3 separate regions of the Homo sapiens genome follow, and all the other regions are linked to region 3. A link is a loop called in an ENCODE intact Hi-C map of the cell type or tissue named here. Cell type or tissue: HCT116. All regions are shown on one strand. Each heading gives the region's core, and the rest is flanking DNA. Links, peaks and the distances in the headings are about the cores only.

Region 1 (6,071 bases), core at 469-5,468, 1.9 Mb before region 3:
TGCAATTTGCATACTTTTAAGAATTTACTTCCCTACATCCCCACTTTAAACTTACTTAACACACATTTGCAAAGGGGTGGTTGCAAATGCCAAATGCACTCTATACTTGGAGTGTGTTTGTGTGTGTATGTGTGTGTATGTGTGTGTGAGAGAGAGAGAGAAAGAGAGAGAGAGAGAGAGAGATTTCCCTATCTTTGAAATTTTCTCAACATCTTCTTGCTCCTAAAATGTGGGCTAGGGGCTGGGTGCAGTGGCTCATGGCTGTAATCCCAACACTTTGCGAGGCTGAGGTGGGAGGATTGCTTGAGGCCAGGAGTTTAAGACCAGCCTGGGCAACACAGAACCTGTAAAAGTCAAAAAAAAATAAAAGAGAGAGAGAGAGAAAAGAAAAAGATAATGTGCTGTATAGGATGACCTGCCCAAGCTGTCTCTTGCCTAGTAGGCTGCTTATATCTTTAGCTGATTGTTCCAGGTGCTTATATACTGTCCCTCACTACATTACATTATTCTATGAAAGAATAAGTTAGATAGACCTCCGTCTTTGATTAAGACAATAAATACCTTCTTCCAAGGCTTCATTGGTAGAGCAGCAGCATCTTGTTCTTCTATTGTCAGGGTCATAATTATGATTTTTACTCACTTCCCTTGAAAGTTTCCTATTTTTGTGTCCCTTTCCCTTAAAAACACATCATCATTGTGTTTGTTTATATTTTAATAACAAGGGAAGGTCTCTGAAATAATGACTATTAGCATCTGTTCACAACAATATTTGTGCCAGATATTTGTTTTTAAAAAATGGAGCAAATGTATTAGGTAATATTTGTAGAGACACACTATACATCAAGGACTATCGTTAGGTGGTTCTTTTGATTCAGAGCCCTCTGTGCCTCGCCAAACAGGAGGAATTCTTTAATAGAACTTTTGTGAGCAATTGGTGATCACCTTCCAAATGTAATCTGATTCAGAATATAATAGTTATTCTGTTTAATTATCAGATTGTAACCATGGAAGACACATCTAAACTCAAAAAAGAGAAACGTCTGTGAGATCTGAGAATTACCTGTGTTCATTATGAAGAAGTAAATAAAATACAATGATTAAGAAAACATATACAACTTTCCCTACTACAGAGCAACTTCATGTATGTATTTGATTTCAGTACATAGTTCTCATTTGTCATTTTGTTTCTAGCTGCCTCAGTTAGGGTGGAAACTTGACTGTATAACTTTCCAAGGTAGTAGAGCTAAACATGGGGATTTAGGACTGTTTTGGGGGCAGGAAAGGAGAGTTCTGGTTCTCGAGTTTCCCTCTGGCACACTTAATGATATCCAGTGCAGGTATATACCTCAATAAAACCAGAGCCAGAGAAAATAAATGTAGACACGTTGTTCTTGAATCATACTAATTTTCTGTAGATGTCTCTAGGAAAATTTAAAATGGGTGAAATGGAAATCCCTGTATATCCAGACTATGCTTCCTCATGGCCTCATTTAAACGATAACCTGGCCAGTAGCTTCTTTCTGATGCCTTTCCTGAATAGTGACAGCAGACGAAGTTATTCAAATGCCTATTGAAGAGTTCTGGAGTATGCAGGAAAGCGCTGCTGTGGAATAATGCCTAGAAGGCAGGGTAAATTTCCACTTAAGGTCTTTTCCATAGCAAGTATTATTTTTAAGGCAGTGGAATTATTTGATCCTTTGAGGGAATAGAGTTTGCAGCTAGCTGAAGTGAGTAGATGAGTCCTCAGAGTTGGCATTTGTGGGCTGTTGTACTATTTTTTTTATTTTACTTTAGGTTTGGGATACATGTGCAGAACACGCAGGCTTGTTACATAGGTATACATGTGCCATGGTGGTTTGCTGCGCCTATCAACCTGTCATCTAGGTTTTTAGCCCTATAGGTATTAGGTATTTGTCCTAATGCTCTCTCTCCCCTTGCCCCCAACACCCGACAGGCCCAAGTGTGTGATGTTCCCCTCCCTGCGTCCATGTGTTCTGTATGTTTACTGCAGCGCTATTCACAATAGCAAAGACATGGAACCAACCCAAATGCCCATCGACGATAGACTGGATAAGAAAATGTGGCACATGTACACCATGGAATACTATGCAGACATAAAAAAGAATGAGTTCATGTCCTTTGCAGGTACCTGCATGAATCTGGAAGCCATCATTCTCAGCAAACTAACACAGGAACAGAAAACCAAACGCCACATGTTCTCACTCATAAGTGGGAGTCGAACAATGAGAACACATGTTGTACTATTTTAACTTCAGTAGCTTCAGCAGTTGGCATCTCACGGATGCCTACCACTCCAGGGATTTAAAATGAATGCTTATGTCACAATCTCTACCATGTTCTTAGCTTCTCTTTCTATTGTCCCAGTACTAGTTGTCTTCACTTGGTGGGTGCAAAAGTCTGAGCCCACATAAACTGACTATGGACATCTAGTTGCTTTTTTGTCAGCAGTAAACAGTTGTTTCAAACTCTTGTGTTTTTCAAGAATATAAACACTTTGTTAGATGATTCAGAGGTTGTGTCATGAATTGGCGCTGATTATTTTACTTGTCTACAAGGGGGTCTCTGCCTATTCCCTCAATGTGATACATGCTCTTCGTTAGAATGCATGTTTTTAAAGTAAAACACCCTCCCTGTCTTATAACTCATGAACGCTAGATGTCAGTATTGCTCTTTTTCTTCCAAACCAATGCCCTTAGTGAATGATGTCATAGCCTGCTCGGTCTTTCAGCAACGTTGTACACACAGAAAATTGTTCAGCTCAGAGTCTTTTACTGAAATAGTCGGAACCATATACTCTCTGGCTTTCTATGATATGGTTCACGTTGTTTTAAGGAAACATTATCATTTCTCTTCTGCAAAGAGCAGTATTTTTATGAAAAAATTAAAGGTAGAATCAAAATAATAGAAAAAAAATTATATTTGTCAAGGCCTTTTTAATAATAATGGTTTTATAAAATGCAGCTGCCACTAATCACTTTTGGATATAGCTAAATTGCAAACATCTCTGAGATCTTGATGGATGAATAGCAGAAGATATAATACAAGTAATAGCATTCAAGAAGGCAAACTATCAAATATTTTCAAAACTATATATAATTTGTTTATATTGTCTCATTTGAATTATGCATCTTTAAAAAGGTTGTTAGAAAGCAATATTTAAGCATTTTGTTTTTGCCAGGAAAAAAAATCAACAACAGAATATCTTGAGACAAAATCCTCCAAACACCTTTGTATCTAAAGCCACACGGTCATTGTCAGTTGGCAAACTCAGATATTTATATTAGCATATAAAATCTTCTTTAGGGGCTACATGTTACTCAGGGTTTTTACCGTCCACTTGCTTCTTTCAGAAAGTTTCATTTGGCACCCATTCATTCAGTCAGTCTTTATTTCATTCAGCAAATAGTTATTGAATACCTACTCTATGCTCTATGCTATATGGTGTTCTACACCTTGGGGCTACTGAACAAAAACTATATTATCATCTTCATGGAAATTACATTTAAAGGTAGCAGGCAGAGACTGACAAAAAATGATACAAGTAAATATATTATATAATTTCACAAATGTTAAGTTCCATTAAGAAGAACAATGCAGAGCCGGGCTTGGTGGCTCACGCCTGTAATCCCAACACTTTGGGAGGCCGAGGCGAGTGGATCACGAGGTCAGGAGATCGAGATCATCCTGGCTAACATGGCGAAACCCCGTCTTTACTAAAAATACAAAAAATTAGCCAGGCGTGGTGGCACGCGCCTGTAGTCCCAGCTACTCGGGAGGCTGAGACAGGAGAATGGTGTGAACCCAGAGCTTGCAATGAGCCGAGATCGTGCCACTGCACTCCAGCCTGGGTGACAGAGTGAGACTCTGTCTAAAAAACAAAGAAAAGAAAAGTAAAACAATGCAGAATTATGGGACATCAAATAGTATAATTGGGACATCACATAGTATAATTAGTTTCACAAGAGTAGTCCTGGAAGACATACATGTGAGGGTGACATTTATTTCTTCTTATTATTTTTTGAGAGGGAGTTTCACTCTTGTTGCCAGGCTGGAGTGCAATGGCGCGATCTCGGCTCACTGCGGGTTCTGCCTCCTGGGTTCAAGCAATTCTCCTGCCTCAGCCTCCGGAGTAGCTGGGATTACAGGAACCGACCATCACGCCCAGCCAATTTTTGTATTTTTAGTAGAGACGGAGTTTCACCATGTTGTCCAGGCTGGTTCCGATCTCCTGGTCTCAAGCGATCCACCCGCCTCGGCCTCCCAAAGTGCTAGGATTACAAGCATTAGCCACCACACCCGGCCTGAGACACCAATTGAGCCTAGATCTGAACTAAGTGAGGCAGCGAATAAGGAATTACAAGGCAAGGATCAGCAAGTATAAGAACACTGAAGTAGAAGTAAACTTGCTGTATTTGAGGAGGCCCTGGTAACATAAATGTTGTAGACTGAAATGAGATTGCAAAAGGTCAGTTTGAGAACATAGCAGGATTGAGGCCATGGAATCTACGATGATGATGATGATGGAGATGATAATGACAGTAAACATTTATTAAGAGTAATATATGCCAAGTGGTTTTATAAACACTTTACATATATTATTAAATAATTTAATTTTTACAGCAACCCAAAGAGAAGGACAGTATTTTTCCTTCTTTGGAGAGAAGAAAACTGGGTAATAGAGAGTTTACGTTCACAGGAACTAGTAGAAGCTGGTGCAACTGGCATATATATTAAATCATTTTGGCTCTAGAGCCTGTTCTCTCAACTATTAAGTGATTGTAAGCAATGAACATTTTTTTCTAGTTCTTTACTTATGTGTCATATATCTACTGCTTTGCTGCAGCATGAAAGAGGTGATACCATAAGGTATAAAAAAAACAGACACTAAAACAGCGGGTAATACTGAGATTCATATTTTAGCTCTCCTTCTAACTTGCTTTTTGGATTTAGAATATCTCTTTGCCTCTTCGGATGTCGGTTTCCTCAACTGTAAGATAACTGTAAGGATGCAGACTAGAGTTCACAAGTTGGCAATCCTGAGGACAGTGATATTTCTCCATATGTGTTTCCACTAGACCTTTCATTAGACAATGGTGTTGTCATTGCTGTTATTGGAATGAAATTGTTTAAAACACTTGAAATTGAAATAACTTGTATACGACTGTAGATTTATGGTTTGAATTTTAACATCTGAATATGTAACACTATTAAACTTGTATTCAGTGAGCCAGGTGGTCACCTAGACAATGAGTGGACCTCCAGAAGGAGCACGAACTCTACTTCCACAGTTACACAGCAACAGCCATTTATGTCACCTGTCAGGCCGTGGGATGTATTTTTAATGGAATACCCAGGTCCAACTATTCTCTGAGATCTTTTCTAGCGCTAGATTTTATGTCTCCACTTAATTTTCTTCAGTGATATGAGATTATGGTGTAAAAGGGGCTGATTGAGGCCGGAGAGAGATGGTACAGAAAATACCAATTGTCATTCCAAAGTTTTGCAACCTTGTTCTTTTGAAAGAGACATCCCTGTTCAACAGGCAAAGGGAAAAGAATGAGTTTGAGGTAAACCAGAAGTTTTGAGGTAGAAAAAGATGACTGTTCTTTATGCCTCCTTCTACTGGTTCTTTGAAGGTTGCTGACTTCATTTTGTTTAAAACGTGAATTTACAACCTATCAGCATGTAGGTGCAAATATAAATATAAAAATACAGTCCAAAGACAAATAAAATTATTTTAATTAGTTGCTACTGTAAATTACCAATTTCTCATATTTTTCCCACATATCTTTTTATTGAATGAATCTGCATCTATAAATTAATTCCAAGACTCTTCTGTAGACTCATAATAATCCAAATAAAATTCATTCAGAATGTATAGGATGAAAATGTATTGCTGTTTCTATCCTCATACCCTGTTTCACTTTCATGTTCCTCCTCCTTGGGGCGCTGTAGTTCACTCTGGTGAGTGTTCAGCCTCGTGTACACTATTGGAAGCTGGAGAGACTTAGTTGCAAAATGAAAGAGACAGGGAAGTGTGGGATTATTTT
Region 2 (6,071 bases), core at 469-5,468, 450 kb before region 3:
GGAGTAGCCACAGCAGTGTGAAGGGAGAGACTGTTCTCGGGGTGAATGCAGGGGCACAGGGTCCTGCTGCTGGTGAAGGCAGAGTTGCTGTCAGCCTTCACAAGCAGGCAACCCTCAGTCTCTGGAGAGCACAGGCTGTGATTCCCTTTGTTCTCGGGGAAGCTACCACAGCATGATGCACCACCCTTTCCCCAGGCATAAGACTCTGTGTGGGTTACAATGCTGGGGACCCTGCCACGCTGTCTGATCTAGCTGACATTGAGCCAATGCAATTCTCTAGGTACATCCACATTATTTTTCAAACATGGGCTGGTGGAAGAAGAGGTTGTGAGCTAATACAGTCTCTTAGAGAAAGATGGTGATAAAGTCATAATAAATGTTCAGAATTAAACCATGAAATAAACAAATATGGGGGGGGGGGCACAGGCATGTGATTATTTTGGTTTCTGTCTTCCTAAGACTTAGTTACTTAGCTGTACTCTCTGTTTTGTTTGCTATCCCAGATTTCCACCAACAGATCTACCATTTAGCTTAGGCTAGTTTAATTAGATATCAGACACTTGCAAACAAATGTCTTGAGTTGTAGCCAAATTCATAAGATTCCATTATGTGTCCTTCTTTTCAACTAGTCTTTCAAAGGCCATGTTTTGACTTATGTCATCCCACAGCTATTAGGTCTGACTATTTTAGCTTCACTTTCTGCCATATGAATCTCTGTTTTTCCTCACTCTGATGTTTTGGATGACATTTATCTTTTTTTTCTTCTAAATCTCAGGTTAAATTTTGGAAAATGAAAAAAAGGAAAGTTAATAGATTTGAAGGTGAGTGAGCATCAACAGCAGTAAAATTCTGTTAAATTATATGCTATTTCTAAAAAAATGTAGAACCCCATAGAAGGCAAAAGAAAAAAAATGAAAGGATAGAAAATGTATTTTGAAAGTGAACACATTTAAAATTTGATCTGAATTTGAAATTCTTCAGTTATTAGCTGGAATTGGACCAATTTCTTATCATCTCTGAGCTTCAGTTTCACCAGAATATAGTAAAGATTGAGTTAAGACATTAAGTGTATTAGTTCATTTTCACACTACTGATAAAGACATACCCTAGACTGGGCAATTTATACAGGAAAGAGGTTTAACGGAGTTATAGTTCCACTTGGCTGGGGAGGCCTCGCAATCATGGCATAAGGTGAAAGGCTCATCTCACAGGGTGGCAGACAAGAGAAGAGAGCTTGTGCACGGAACCCCCCGCTTATATAACTATTAGATCTTGTGAGACTTATTCACTATTATGAGAACAGCATGGAAAACACCTGCCCCCATGATTCAGTTACCTCCCACCAGGTCCCTCCCACAACACGTGGGAATTCAAGATGAGATTTGGGTGGGGACACAGACAAACTGTATCACTAAGATACTACGTAAACTGTGTAATAATTCCTGAAACATAATATACACTCTCAGCAATTTATGAACTTTATATTTGGGAGATTTAAGTAATCTATGCAAAATGCTAAATTGTGTCCTTTCTCATGATGTTAATGAATTAGCATATTTGCCTTTTTTTTGAGTAAATTTTGAATGTATCATCACAAAAAAATTAGTGAGGTGATAGATATGTATTGATTGATTTACTCACTCCACTTATATATGGATAAACATCTAAACATCACATTGTACACCATAAACATATATAAGTATTCTTTGTCAATTAAAACAATATTAACATAAAAGATTTGCCTTTTAATTGTTTCTCCAAAACTTTTTCTAATTTTTTATTTTATTTTTCTTGGAGACAGAGTCTCACTTTGTCACCCAGGCTGGAGTACAGTGGCCTGATGAATCCCAGGTTCAAGTGATTTTCATGCCTCAGCTATCGGAGTAGCTGGGATTGCAGGCGTGCACCACTACCTCCCTCACCCCTCGGCTAACTTTTGTATTTTTAGTAGAGACTGGATTTCACCATGTTGGCCAGGCTTGTCTCAAACTCCTGAGCTCAAGTGATCCACCTGCCTCGGCTTCCCAAAGTGCTTGGATTACAGGCATGAGCCATGGTGCCCAGCCATTTTTTCTAATTTCAAATATTAAAACATACATATTATAGATATATATATAAGCACACACACATATATATATGCCAACTTCCCAGATAATTCTACTCATCCTTTATACTTTCTGCAAATATCGAATCTCTAATATTACCTCGTTTGTGCATTTTTACGGTGGTTTTTGCAATACTGCATGCTAACTAACAATGATTGACAAGCAAGCTACGTATCTGAAGTAGGTATTTTGCCATTTCCAGAATGTGAGGGTTCCCTTCTTTTCCAATATCACATTTACCAGTTTGTTAACCACTCAGGTGTTTATGCAGAGCACTATGCAGTTTTTCTTTTGGCTGGGTGTATCTCACTATCTCACTTGCCTCCGTGACTCATTCCACAGCACTGTAGTCCTGTTAATTCTTAAATTCTGTTCTATGTTTGTGGAGTCACACTGAATTTGCCAGAGGAATTTTGTTAAGGATGTTTCTATGGAGAGAAGAGTACCTCAGTTTCCTTCCCAGATGTGTACGGTATCTTTCAAAGGCCCTGACCGGGACTAGGATGCTAAGACGCTGACCAGGGAGCCGCTCTAGGCTGCCCTCTGGTGGGCAGACTGGAGCTAAGGACACTGAAAGAAGTCCAATCAGACTGAAATTGTATCACTTCAGCAAGCAGAGAAGAAAATTCAGGCATTCATGAGCTTACCATAGCCAGAGCCTGGTCTATAGATTTCGCTCAGCAAAGGTCCCAGGAAGCAGGCCTGAAAGCCACTGGAGGAGGGGGGCCGCACCTGAAATCTCATTTGCAGCTGTTACGGACCCTGTCATTCCCTTACCTGTCAATGGGCAGGTAAGAATAGGGAGTTTATTTGAATGAATTTCCAAGGCACTAGTAAGACAAAGAGATGATAAAAGTTTCCTTTAGAATACCTATAGTGATGACCAAAAAAATGCCTCACATCACCGTGAGCTGTAGAGGGGACAGAAAAAGATGTTACTACCGGAACATGAAACCCAGCATCAAAATTCAAGTGAAAATTTACTGCAGGAGAAATAGAGTGCTTACAAGTAAACAGAAGTCGTCATCAGTTGCCAGTTCAAATTCCAAAAAAACACCTACTGTCAAATATCTAGTATCCATGAAGTTAATGAAAACAGTGTGATTCATATGGCATGGACTTTTGGTACCAAATATTTGAAGTCTTTATTTTGGAACTGAGTGGAGAGTAAATTCCATCTGAGTGTACTTTACAGCAACACCACCAAGAGAATTCTGCATTCTTATCTAAACTTTGAGACATCAGAAAGTAGTAGATAAATTATATTTGAAAATAACTAACTGCTAACTGAATTTTTAACTTGCATTTTTACAACATGAATGTAAAAATGCAAGTTTAAAAATTATGTACCTGATACATATCTAGATGTAGATGAAAAAAATCTGGCCTAGTTTAATTGTTATTATAGCCACTATTTCTATGATCAACTGTTAACTACAAACTTTCACCTAATTTTCTTTTAAGAACATATATTATTTTTCATAGTTTATTTCCTAACATTCACATCAAAGAAGAGAAAACAATTATACATAGCATCAGGGAGTGATCAGATATAATTTGTTCAACAATGGGACCTGGCTACCTGCCTGTAGAAGAGCAGATGGAATTCTACAAATGACTTTCACTGTAGGGTCCCTTGACACACATTATGAGCCAAATAAATAGTGTGACACCCAATCCAATGAGTATCCCTGAACACTACTGATGTACACTTTTATGAGGATACAAATTGCACACTGATGAGCAATACCTGGTATGTGGAAACCTCGTTTAGACCACTGGCCACTTAGACACCTGTGTCCTGAAAGCACAAATTACCTTGTAACTGCTATTGGAAAAGCTACTGCCTACATTTTAAGTAGAATTGATTCACAAAAGTACAAAACAGTCTCATTTCAAGTTATCTATCTGTGTACAATTTAAGAAGTTTAAATCCTAAGTGTTTTAGGACAAAATCCTCATTTTTTTATTTTAGCAATTTTAAATGCACAGACCATGTACTTTGCTAACTGTAAATCTAGGTAGGCATTGAGACGACTATTCAGGGTATAGTTAGCACACAGTAGTTGATGACAAAACTAGATCTTCCTGTAGCTAGGACCTGATAAAAGTTTCAGGCTCTTGATTTTTGGAATTACCAGGAGAGGTTTACTAATAAAGAATTGTAGCTCTGGGTAATTGTTAGAGCCTGGGATTGATGGTCATCAGGAAAGAGCGTAAAGCTTGATAACAGTTGGTTAATTTGATTTGAAGAAGTTGTTGAAACAGCATGCAAATGTTCTTAATAAACCCAAGTATAGAGCTAGAAATAACATTATATTGCTGTTTTTTTCTCCTAATTTATTTCTCACATACTAATGACAGATCATAACTAAAATATGATTTAGTGCAGTAGAAGAACGTATAGTCAGGCTTTGTAGAGAAAATATTCACAGTTATATTACTAGATATGCAGACAGGTAAAAATTCATGGAAAGATAGTTACTTCTCTGTTTCTCAATCTTAGACCCTAATACTTTCTCCCATCATTCATAACAGATTATTTATTTTTAATTCACAGAGAATACAAAACCCACGAGACCAGAACTTTCAAAATTTGCTACTGACACAAATCTAAAATATTTAAAAAATATTTTAATTGTGGTAAAATGCACATAAACACATTTGCCATCTTTCCCATTTTTAAGTGTATATTTTAGTAATGTTAGTATTTTTACATTATTGATAAAGCCTCACCACCATCCAACTCCAGAATCCTTTGCATTTCAGAAAACTGAAACTCAGTACCCATTGAACAGTAATTCCAGCAATATGTCCATAACTCATGATTTGCCTTTCCTTATATTTCAATAGAAGAAAAGTTTTTGCTCCTGTCCCAGCCAATAACTTCACCAATTCTCTGTACCTCATTTCTTCTCACCTAAACAAAGGCACGTTTTCTATAACTTTTCCATTTTTTTCTGCCCTACCTTCTCATTTTTAATTTTTTTTAATTATTTTGCATTGTCAAATTCTGTCTAACTCCATGCATAATGCTACTAATTAGCTACCTTGGTCATCTAAAAATTTCTTCCATAGTCACCTTATGTATCACTCAACATTCTTCTTTCCCCTGTGACACATTTCCTAAATAGAATTCTTTTCACTTCAAATCTATTTTTTTCTCAACTCCAATTAGCTTCATACTTCACTCCTATCAAACTTACCCCTCCTCATTCTATATAAACAATTTTCTTTAAGGTCAACAACATCTACCTTTTGCTAAATTCAATGGTTAGTTCTCTTTCTTCTTCCTTCACTGCTCTGTGTCAGATGCTACAGTAAACCACACATTTTGCTCTATGAAATATTTTTCTCTTTATGCATCTGCAATACCATACTCTTCTTGGTGCTTTATTAGATGCTTCTTCTTAATCTCATTGCTGGCTGTTTATTCCTTTCACAAACTCTTATTGTCAAAGTTCCCCAACTCTAACTCTTTTCATCAGTGATATTTTTATGCCTCAGATTATGTGCCTGCCACTGAATCCCAAACCTTTATGTTCAGTTCTAACCTCTTCTCTGGGCTCCAGTTTTATATTCAACTGTGCACTCACCAACTCCACCTTGATCCCAAAACGTAACAAATTCAAAGCAGACTTGATGATTCATCCGCCACTGTTCAATTACTGTCCCTTAGTTTCCTTTATTTCCATTTATGGCACCATTAGCTACCCAGTGGCTTAGGCCATTAATTCAGAACTCATCTTGGAAACTTTCTTCCCCCTCACATCCCATATCCAATCCATCAGCAAATCCTCTGGTATCACCTCCAAAATGTGTTTTGGAACCTAGAGGTTTCCACCATTACCACTGATAAAACCCTTGTCCAATTATCTGTAGATGGTGGTGATGATTGTACAACATTGTGAATTTAATTGATGTCACTGCAATGTGTACTTAAAAATATTTAAAATGCAAAGTTTA
Region 3 (6,071 bases), core at 688-5,687:
CCTGTAGTCTCAGCTATTCAGGAGGCCCAAAAGGGAGGATTGCTTGAGCCCAGGAGGCAGGGACGGCAGTGGGCCAAGATCACGCTACTGTACTTTAGCCTGGGTGACAGAGAAAGACCAGGTCTCAAAAAATAAAAGTGGAAATAAAAGAATGAGAAAGGGTGGGGAAGCCAGGAACTACTGTTGCAGGATGACTTTCTGCCCATCTCTGATGTGGAGTATCACAAATATTGCAACCGTTGCTGAGAAGAAATTCCTGTCAGTGGATGCTGGAGAGGAAAATTCCTGGCTTGGAAATTAGGGAGCTAAATGGATTACAAAAAAGAAATTTCAAAAGGAGAAGCCAACCAAGAATACCCTGCTTTTTTCTAGAGAAAATGATAATAATAGGAAAGCAGTCGATGGCTTCCATGACCACAGATGTACAGCATGTGATCCTGACTGTAATGCCCAAAGGCAGTGGGGAAGATAGCTGTTTCAACCAAAATATCCCCTCAGCAGAGACGAGCATCACAACACATTTACACAGGTCACATGGGGGTGCGAATTCAAAGACCGCAGAAATGCAAGGGTAGTTAGTTAAACGGTTAAGCCACTTGGGAGTTGATCGCCAACTCACTTCTGAACCTCTACTGAAATCAGTGTTGTGCATGAGAAGTCAGAGAACTCTATTGGATACTGTCAAATGAACAGGCATGTTAGTGCTTACTCAGCACCCTCACTTATTGTAGCTTTTGTGGAAACATGGATAGAAGGAGTAAACTCCAAATCCATTAAGCTGTATAAAATCAAAGGTAAATAACATAAATCTTGAAAAGGAAAATTCCCCAAATTCACCCTTAGGTTTTAAATGGAATATTTCTGAGGCTGCTGAATTGTTGAGAACATAAGTAACTTTTATTAGTTGCAGTAATTCTAAAAAATTTCCTAACTCTACAGGTTTGGTCAAGATATGATAGATGCTATAAGAAGCTACAACTGCTTGGACTCCTTATTTGACTTCATTATTGCGGAGATAAGATGGGATGAGTGAAACTATGGAAGGACTCCTTGTCCAAGTACTGCAAATAAGGGTTAATGATGGAAAAATGATTAGGGTTAATAAAAAGAAAAGGAAATATGGATAAAAGGGGTAAAAAAAAGTCCTGAGAAAATTTAAACTGAATACTAGTGTTCAGAAGGTTGATTAAAAATAACATTAATAAGGAAAAGACAGATGTTATAAACACTAAAATTGTCATGAATTGCTATGTAAAGATTAGGTGGTCTGGCTGCTCCATCAATTTTTCAACCTATAAAGGAATTGTGACAGTTTTGCTCAATTTATTTTAGTCTCAATAAATTTTTAAGAATCTGATTATTGTACAAAAGAAATTCATAATCCCCTGAGTGTCAATGCCCATGAAAATTGTATGGGGAAAAAGAGAAGATTCTGACTCTGGATGACAGGAGGGCCAGAGCCCCCTGACTCAACACCCCAGCCAGGGATCCAAGGCTGTTTCCATGGGTGTGAGTAAAATGGCCCGAGGGTGGTGAAGGAAATTTAGTTGGCTTTCTGGACACCGGTGTCCAATATAACATCATACAAAGCCCGTTAAGGAAAAGTTAACAGGCAATAGAATTGAGTTAGGGAGATACGGTGAGCAACTCCAAGGAACAGCAGACAAAAGTATGGCTAAAATATAGGCATTTATTAACAAAAGTTATGTAAGGTTGTTGCCTCACTCTGCCAGAATGTGTGGTTAGAATGGATCTAATGTCTGAATGCAGGACTCTTATCTTACCCAGGTTATTAGGAAAAAGGTTGTCTTGCAAATCTGTTTTTAATCCTTTTTTACTGGAGCATAGTAGATGGGAAATTTCAAAATTATCTAAGCCCATTCAAGTGGCCAATTTAAAGCAATTAGAATAGACTAGGTTTGGATACCTGAGGCACATAAAGAAATTTTGTTTTCAATTAAAAATGTTTTAGATGTAGGTATATTAATAGCCACAATTTCCTTGTTTAACAGCCTGTGGAAGAAATGATGAAACCCAGAGATTCACTATAGAGTACAGAAATAATAAATAATAACCCTCATGCCATGAGTAGTGCACAGTATCGTATTAACTATTCAAGCGGAACAACAAACTAAGGGACACTATTATTCTGTGACCAAATTGACTAATGCTTTCTTTTCCATTTCTACTTATGAAGAAATTTAAAGCCAATTTGCATTCGTGTGAGATGGATGGAAAAATACACATTTACCATGCTCTCGCAAAGATATTTAAATTCTCCTGCTTATTGCTGTACCTGATGAGATGAAACAGATTTGAATCAATTGGAGAGTGCTGCTATTTGTGATAGTAATGATATATTGTTTATGTATCAATCTCAACGCTAAGCTAAAATTGCATTATAAACGCTTGTTAATCATATGATTCCAGAAGATGGCTGATTAACTATCATACAATACATATCTCAGAAAAATGGTGAAATTCCTTGATATCTCTTGAACAGAGGAGACTAGGGCATCCCTCATAAAACAAAAAATAAATGATTTTCTCTGTGAACTCCAAAATCAAAGCAAGCAATATAAAGTTTGATTAGGTTCTTTGGTTTCTAGAGAATTCACATACAACATCTGAGAAATGTTATCAACTGCTATTCACAAAATTACCAAGAAAAAAATAACCTGAATTTGAGCAACAGCACTTCTTTTATTTTTTTTACAGTTTCAAAGAAACTTAGCACAATCAGGTCTTTGTGACCTTACTAAGCACATGGTAACTTCATTACCTCCATGTTCCAATGATTTTGGAAATGTCCAGTCAAAGCAGCCATGCTGACTGAAGCACTTGGCAAAAGCCCTTGACTGACACCCAGTGGTCATTGCTGGTATTTGGGACTAGAAAGTAGCCTATTTCAACTTCAAGGTAAGCATCGCTTGAAAACTATCATTGGCTTGTTATTGTAATAGGGGCTTTAATTGAAATCGTTTTTATTACAATAGGATATAAATTTATTTTGAGATATGAGATACCTATGGTTGTGGGTTATGTCATACCATCATTCCTACATGGAAGCAAATGAAGGAAATAATTTCCTCATCAAATGAACATGTACATTAAGTCTCCCTGTGGAATTGTGTAAGGACATAACTTGTCCCTATGACAAGTTTCCAAGGGTGCCAAAGGGTGTCAAACAAGTAACTGAAGTTTAGATGGTTCCCAAGGGTGGAAGACCAACACAATAAAAATTCAGTCTAGAAAGCAACCCCATTGTTGAAGTGTTAGTGACCTTACTTTAGGTGAAGAGGTAAAAAGATAAATCTGCTTAATAGGCAGAAATGAGTCATGTTTCTTCTGGCACCAGAGGAACTGGATAATAACAAAAATGACTCTTGCCAATTCTTTGGTAAAAACCAATAGAGTTGGCATATAGCCTGAGATAATGGGAAAATAAAGGAACCCCGTAATCTGAAATTTGATATGGAATTGGAGGTGGGCATCAAAGTGCATCACTCACAAAGTAAACCCCAAATACCTCCCAAAATAACACAGGTAACTCCTATTACTGATTACTCACCTTGGCTTAGCTACATAACTACAGGACATAAAAGATTCCACCAGAATGCTTTTAAGAAGTTTTCCCAAAACAAGGCTCACTGCACAAACGGAAGCCCGAACTGGAGATGAAGCACGTTCTGTGCATATAAGAAGGACTTTGATAAGCAGGTCCCTAATATTTGCCTCAACCCTTTCTCCTACTCAACTGTGTTCTTCACCTTTACTGAAAGCCTTATACAAGGATGCTCTTTGAAGTCTTGTGAGTCCTTTCAATTATCGAAGTCTGATTTTCAATCTATGGAATCTCCATCTGTATTATGAAATAATAACAATGCCTACTTTGTAGGGTTGTTTCAAGGAATGAATTAAACCATTTAAAGTGCTTAGAACAGAACTGGCACATTCATTGCTTTAAAATCTTATTTTATGTCAATGGAAAAATAGCTTCATCACAGTAATTTATGTATAATCTTTCATGGTAAATGACAATACACACTGTATAGATAAATTATAATACATTTAAATTACTTATGAAATCCTGTATTTCCATAAAAACCTATTTTTTATTTCAATGGATAAGACTATTATATGTATACATTGAAAACAAAATATTCTCATATTATAATACAAACTTTATTTAGTGATTCCAACAAAAGAACAATCAGGTTTAAATCTCTACTTATTGCCACATTTGTTCCGTAAGAATTGAGTTTTCCCTACTACAGGTTAATCATGTTGATGATAAATAAGATGTACAATATGTAGTTTATTTCAAAACAAAAGTATTTATAAGTCAAAAGGTAAATATGATTCAGAAACACTTGTTACTATTTTAATATACTTTGCTTTTAATTGTAATATTACCTATTAAAATATTCAGATGAGACCAATTTAGCAGCATCTTATTTTTTCTTTAGTGATAATGATCCTCTGACTACTAATCTCTGTGTGGATATATGAAAATTATTATTCCAAGGATGTGAAATTTGTTTCAAATTAATGCACATGACTAATATGCTAGAATTTAATTTTCAAAGTGATGAAAATGTTTATAGTAAGTTACTTTTTCTTTGACTTTTAATTAAATTTCTTCTACAAGGATTAGGACATATAATTTTAAAAATAATTAAAATTTAATTATTTTTATTCATGACTTCTATTGCTACAAATTGGAAAGGGTCAGTGCAAATTTCCAACTAGAATGAATCTTAAATGGACTTTAGAACATCAGAATATGTCCAAAGTACAGAAATGAAGATAATTTTTTAAATCATATTTTGTTCATTTACCTAAAACATGGATATCTAGAGTACATTGTATGTAGATATTCAATCCTGAAAAATTGCTTTACATTTCAACTTCAATTCTCTTTGACAAGCCATAAAAAGTGGTGACATTTTGAGAGGGATACATGGTATCTACACTAAAAATTTATTGTTCTAAATGATGTGCAATATAATTCAAGAAAGACAGTTTTTGCTATTTTGCTTTACAAAGATTCATGAAGTATACAGAGAAGGAGGTTACAGATATTGCTAGCTAGAATGATCAATGATAACATTTTTAAAGTTATAGAAAAAGAAATTCAAAGAAAAGAGAATCTGGTGACAAATAACATTGGTTCTTAAGCTAATAGATGTTCTGTATACACATCAGAGGTTAAGAGACCTGCCACAGAGGATGGTCACCAGGGAAAGTATAATGGCCCCAACAACATAGATGATAGCCTTGCCCTCAGCTCCAGATTCTTAAAAATAAAATTCATTCATTCAAAAAATACTTGTTGGATGCTGTTTTAGATGTTTTATACACTATTTTATGTATTGTCATTATGGTAGTGAAGAAGACCAAGACATTTTCTATCTCCATAGAGTTTGTTCTAATGTTAGAGAGGCATTTTTAAATAACATATTTTTAAAAATATAACATATATATATATAATTTTCATTAGTGAAAATATGAACCAAAAAACAGAATAATATAAAGCTAGTAATGTAAGTGGTATTTACAATAAAGGTGACTAAGAAGATACAATCAATCTAGTCAAAGTAAAACCAAGGGAATGTAAGTTCCAGAAGAATGTGTATCATGAAGGAGAGACAATTATGTCAAGATGAGAACAGAGAATAATCCACTAGACTTGCAAAGATGACCATTATTTATGACAACAGCAGTTTCAGTGTTGCGTGGGAATACTTGATTGACGTGGGATAAAGAAAGAATAGACAAGTGGAGAGAGTTGGTATAGAAAACTGTCTGAAGAAGCTTTCCCTGTGAAAAGAACAGAAAAACAAAAATGAAGTTGCAGCAGGTGGAGAATAAAAGCCAAGGGAATTTTTCCATTTGGTTGCCTGCTTGCTTTTTAAAATTACAGTTGCTGTAACATAATTTTGGGTTGTTGGAAATAATAAAAGAATAAAATGATGATGTATAAAAATGAGATAATTTCAGGAATGAAATTCTTGGATAAGTGAGAAGAATTCATATAGTCAGCTGGTAGGAAAAGGAGACTAAGTTAG

The links. Peaks named below come from ENCODE experiments on the same cell type or tissue, not always from the same donor. Only the 100,000 strongest peaks of a DNase experiment are listed, where the experiment ranks them.
Region 1: it touches region 3 in a loop (7-fold over the local background); 32 of 110 quality-filtered maps call a loop at or near these places.
Region 2: a loop joins it to region 3, with 4 times the contacts of the local background. A loop is called at or near these places in 14 of 110 quality-filtered maps.

What each region holds. Positions count from the first base shown.
Region 1 is chr4:166,163,340-166,169,410 of GRCh38, forward strand. No RefSeq gene overlaps it. Among named protein-coding and RNA genes, the nearest start is that of TLL1, 290 kb to the left of the region's middle. RefSeq lists an enhancer at 2,498-2,792. In HCT116, for the core only: a CTCF peak has its summit at 2,667 (motif pointing right); a DNase peak (open chromatin) is centred at 2,702.
Region 2 is chr4:167,620,259-167,626,329 of GRCh38, forward strand. No RefSeq gene overlaps it. Among named protein-coding and RNA genes, the nearest start is that of SPOCK3, 390 kb to the left of the region's middle. RefSeq lists an enhancer at 5,625-5,794. In HCT116, for the core only: a CTCF peak has its summit at 2,655 (motif pointing left); a DNase peak (open chromatin) is centred at 2,663.
Region 3 is chr4:168,074,352-168,080,422 of GRCh38, forward strand. No RefSeq gene overlaps it. Among named protein-coding and RNA genes, the nearest start is that of ANXA10, 15 kb to the right of the region's middle. In HCT116, for the core only: a CTCF peak has its summit at 2,874 (motif pointing left); DNase peaks (open chromatin) are centred at 2,870 and 3,540; H3K27ac peaks cover 4,901 bases.